Linked DNA regions of Homo sapiens: region 1 is linked to region 2. Evidence: read pairs that join two places in POLR2A ChIA-PET (ENCODE). Cell type or tissue: MCF 10A. All regions are shown on one strand.

The links. ChIA-PET counts read pairs that join two places held together with the same protein. Peaks named below come from ENCODE experiments on the same cell type or tissue, not always from the same donor. Only the 100,000 strongest peaks of a DNase experiment are listed, where the experiment ranks them.
Region 1: POLR2A ChIA-PET joins it to region 2 with 5 read pairs; 5 of 35 experiments call an interaction of 5 or more read pairs at or near these places.

The regions. Positions count from the first base shown.
Region 1 is chr19:36,041,050-36,043,549 of GRCh38, forward strand. All of the region lies in intron 1 of THAP8 (THAP domain containing 8), which reads right to left. All of the region lies in intron 3 of LOC101927572 (a long non-coding RNA gene), which reads left to right. Among named protein-coding and RNA genes, the nearest start is that of CLIP3, 9.4 kb to the left of the region's middle. In MCF 10A, no CTCF peak of the experiment used is centred here; a DNase peak (open chromatin) is centred at 972.
Region 2 is chr19:36,163,544-36,166,043 of GRCh38, forward strand. No RefSeq gene overlaps it. Among named protein-coding and RNA genes, the nearest start is that of COX7A1, 12 kb to the left of the region's middle. In MCF 10A, no CTCF peak of the experiment used is centred here; no DNase peak of the experiment used is centred here.

The sequences.
Region 1 (2,500 bases), 120 kb before region 2:
GTAATCCTAGCACTTTGGGAAGACGACAAGGTGGGAGGATCGCTTGAGCCCAGGAGTTCGAGACCAGCCTGGGCAACATAGGGAGACCTCGACTCTACAAAAAAAAAAAAAAATTAGCCATGTATGGTGGTACATGCCTGTAGTCCCAGCTACTCGGGAGGCTGAAGTGGGAGGGTCACCTGAGCCTGGGAGGCAGAGGTTGCAGTGAGCCGAGATTGCGCAACTGTACTCCAGCCTGGGTGACAGAGCCAGACCCTGTCTTTAAAAAAAAAAAAAAAAAATTCATTTTGCTAGGTGTGATAACTGTATTGGTTTATACTTCTGAAACAGTCTTCTGTTAGAAATCAGTCTGAAATAATTACGGATAAAAGATCTGATGTCTGGGATTTACTTTAAAATAGTGCAGGACAAAAACTTAGAGGTGTGGGCAGGGCAGGGAAGAAGATTGGCAAAGTGTTGATAACTAGTGACACAGTGATGGATACTGAGGGCTCTACTTTTTGTGTATGCTTGAAAACACCCACTAACAAGTCTTTAAACAACTCAACAACAATAAAACACAAATAACCTGATTCAAAAATGGGCAAAGGACTTGAACAAACATTTCTCCAAAGACATACAAATGGCCAATAAGCACATGAAAAGATACTTGACATCTCCAATCATTAGGAAAACGCAGTATCAGAACCCTGATGAAATATCATCTGACAAACACCAGAACAGCTACTATTGAACAACAACAAAAAAGAGGCCGGGCATGGTGGCTTGTGTCTGTAATCCCAGCACTTTGGGAGGCTGAGGCAGGAGGATCTCCTGAAGGCAGTAGTCCAAGACCATCCTGGGCAATGTAGCAAGACCTTGTCTCTACGAAAAAATATTTTTTAAATTAGCTGGGTGTGGCAATGTGCATCTATAGTTCTATCTACTTAGGAGGCAATGTGGGAGGATTGCTTAAGCTCAGGAATTTGAACGCTGCAGTGAGCTATGATCACACTACTGCATTCCAGCCTGGGTGATGGAGGAGGAGGGGAAGGGGAAGGGGGAGGGAGTAAGAGGGGGAGGAAGAGGAAGAGAAGAACAGTGTGTGTGAGGATGTGGAAAAACTGCTGGAACTCTGGTACACTGCTGGGAATGTAAAACGGTGCTGCCACTGTGGAAAACAATATGGCAGTTCCTCAAACACTGAAAAATAGAATTACCATATGACCCAGCAATCCACTTCTGCTTACATACCCAAAAGAACACAAAACAGGGTCTTGGAGAGATATTTGCACACCTGCGTTCGTAGCAACATAAATCAGGCCTGGCGTGGTGGCTCATGCCTGTAATCCCAGCACTTTGGGAGGCTGAGGTGGGTGGGTCACTTGAGCCCAGGTGTTCAAGACCAACCTGAGCAACAGGTGAAATCTTGTCTCTACAAAAAATAGAAAAATTAGCCAGATATGGTGGCATGTGCCTAGAGGCACAGCTACTCAGGAGGCTGAGGTGGGAGGACTGCTTGAGCCCAGGAGGTTAAGGCTACAGTGAGCCATGATCACATTACTGCACTCTAGCCTGGGCAAAAGAGCGACATGCTGTCTCAAAAACAAACAAACAGACAACAGAAACATAGCAGCATAAATCACAACAGCCAAAAGGTGGAAGTGTCTATCAACAGATACATGGATAAGAAAAATGCTGCATATACATACAATGGAATTTTATTTTATTTAGTCTTTTTTTTGGGGGGAGGGAGGAGATGCAGTCTCACTCTGTCACCCAGGCTGGAGTGCCATGGCGCAATCTCGGCACACTGCAATCTCTGCCTCCTGGGTTCAAGTGATTCTCCTGCCTCAGCCTCCTGGGTAGCTGGGATTACAGGCTCCCGCCACCATGCCCGGCTTATTTATTTATTTTTGCGATGGAGTCTCACTCTGTTGCCCAGGATGGAATGCAGTGGTGTGATCTCGGCTCACTGCAACCTCCGCCCCCTGGGTTCAAGCGACTCTCCCGCCTCAGCTTCCCAAGTAGCTGGGATTACAGGTGCCTGCCACTGCACCTGGCTATTTTTGTATTTTTAGTAGAGATGGGGTTTCACCATGTTGGCCAGGCTGGTGTCAAACTCCTGACCTCAGGTGATCCACCCACCTCGGCCTCCCAAAGTGCTGGGATTACAGGTGTGAGCCACTGCATCTGGCCTGGAATTTTATTTAGTCTTGATCTGACACATGCAACAACACAGATGAACTCTGAGGGCCATTAGGGTAAGTGAAATAAGCCAGTCAAATACTGACGATTTCACTTATATGAGGTAGAACAGTCAAATTCCTAGAGACAGACAGTGGAATGGTGGTTGCCAAGAGCCTGGGGGAGAGGGAAAGAGGGAATTGTCCAATGGGGATAGAGTGTTTTAGGAGAGGAAAAAGTTCTGGAGATTGGTTATACAACACTTAACATTAGTGAATTGTACACTTAATGATCAAAATTGTACACTTAAAAATGATCAAAATGGTAGATTTTA
Region 2 (2,500 bases):
AAAAAAAAGGAATTTTCACTTCAGTGGCTGCCCTTGGGTGGGCACTCCTATGGGACACAAATATCTTCACAGTCTGTGCAGAGACTGAGAGGCCCATCCATATGCCTCTCCAAGCTTCCTTGTCATTAATCTTTCAATCTTCTTCCTTCCACGTACTTGACCATCCACCCAAACCATTAGCAACTGCCCATAAATTAGTATAGATCTATACTTCTGGCCACTTCTCCCTCCAGGCATACTGGACAACTAAATGTGCAGCATGAAATTCTCTTTTTTCTTTTTGAAACAGAGTCTCGCTCTGTCGCTTAGGCAGGTTGCGGTGGCACAATCTCAGCTCGCTGCAACCTCCACCTCCCAGGTTGAAGCAATTCTCCCGCCTCAGCCTCCGCAGTAGCTGGGACTACAGGTGTGTACCACCACACCCGACCTACATGAAGTTCTGACCACTGCCCTGTAGGTTCATCCCTAAGGGAGGTTGTAATGCTGCCATTGTCCACTTTCGAGCGGTACCAGCATGATGTACAGACTAGCTGTAAGCCAGGCTCAAGTTTATAATTATTTTTTTTGAAACGGAGTCTCGCTTTGTTGCCAGGCTGGAGTGCAGTGGTGCGATCTCAGCTCACTGCACCCTCCACCTTCTGGGTTCAAGAGATTCTCCTGCCTCAGCCTCCCGAGTAGCTGGTACTATAGGTGCCTGCCACCATGCCCAGCTAATTTTTGTATTTTTAGTAGAGACGGGGTTTCACCATGTTGGCCAGGATGGTCTCAAACTCCTGACCTCGTGATCCACCTGCCTCAGCCTCCCAAAGTGTTGAGATTACAGGCGTGAGCCACCACGCCCAGCCAAGTTTCTTCCTCATTTCACTGGGCATAAGGAACATGCCAGAGGAAAAGTTTGGCTTGAAGTCTAGGAACCAATGCAACAGAGGTTAGTGTTGAAGGACTCTGACCTTGTTAATGGTAAAGCAGCTTCAAAAGCCGGCACGGTGGCTCAACGCCTGTAATCCCAGCACTTTGGGAGGCCGAGATGGGCAGATCACGAGGTCAGGAAATCGAGCCCATCCTGGCTAACACGGTGAAACCCCGTCTCTACTAAAAATACAAAAAATTAGCCGGGCGTGGTGGTGGGCACCTGTAGTCCCAGCTACTCGGGAGGCTGAGGCAGGAGAATGGTGTGAACCCGGGAGGCGCAGCTTGCAGTGAGCCGAGATCGCGCCACTGCACTCCAGCCTAGGGGACAGAGTGAGACTCCGACTCAAAAAAAAAAAAATTTTTGGCTGGGTGTGGTGGCTCACTCCTGTAATCCCAGCACTTTGGGAGGCTGAGGCGGGCAGATCACCTGAGGTCAGCAGTTCAAGACCAGCCTGACCAACATGGTGAAACCCCGTCTCTACTAAAAATAAAAAATTAGCTGGGTGTGGTGGCGCATGCCTGTAGTCCCAGCTACTTGGGAAGCTGAGGCAGGAGAATCTCTTGAAACCGGGAAGCGGAGGTTGCAGTGAGCTGATATCACACCACTGCACTCCAGCCTGGGAGGTTGCAGTGAGCTGAGATCGTGCCCCTGCACTCCAGCCTGGGCGACAGAGTGAGACTTCGTCTCAAAAAAAAAAATTTTAAAAAAGAGCAGCTTCTACTGCAGCCTCCTCTTACCCTATTGCCTTCTCTTGCTCTGGTCTCCACTCAAAGCATGCAGCCTTCTGGGTGATTTTGCAGATGGGTCAAAACAGCATACTCAATGTTGCCTCCCAAATAAAAAAACCTACCGACCATTGTACTTCTTTCTTTGTGGTAGGTACTGCAACTTGCAGCAACTTGTCTTTCACCTTAGAAAAGATATCTTTCTTGGCCGGGCGCAGTGGCTCACGCCTGTAATCCCAGCACTTTGGGAGGCCGAGGCGGCGGATCACCTGAGGTCGGGAGTTCGAGACCAGCCTGACCAACATGGAGAAACCCCAGTCTCTACTAAAAATACAAAATTAGCAAGGCGTGGTGGCGCATGCCTGGAATCCCAGCTACTCAGCCGGCTGAGGCAGGAGAATCGCTTGAACCTGGGAGGTGGAGGTTGCGGTGAGCCGAGATGGTGCCATTGCATTCCAGCCTGGGCAACAAGAGTGAAATTCCGTCTCAAAAAAAAAAGAAGAAGAAAAGAAAAAATATCTTTCTTTCTTGCTGGGTGTGGTGGCTCATGCCCGAAATCCCAGCACTTTGGGATGCCCAGGCAGGCGGATTGCCTGAGCTCAGGAGTTCGAGACCAGCCTGGGCAACAAAGTGAAACCCCTTCTCTACTAAAATACAAAAAATTAGCTGGGTGTGCTGCTGTGCGCCTGTAGTCCCAGCTACTTGGGAGGCTGAGGCAGAATTGCTTGAACCCCAGAGATGGAGGTTGCAGTAAGCCGAGATCATGCCACTGCACTCTAGCCTGGGTGACAGAGCGACACTCCATCTCCAAAAAAAAAAAAAAAAAAAAAGTAGAAAAGATATCTTTATTTCCCTCCCTCCC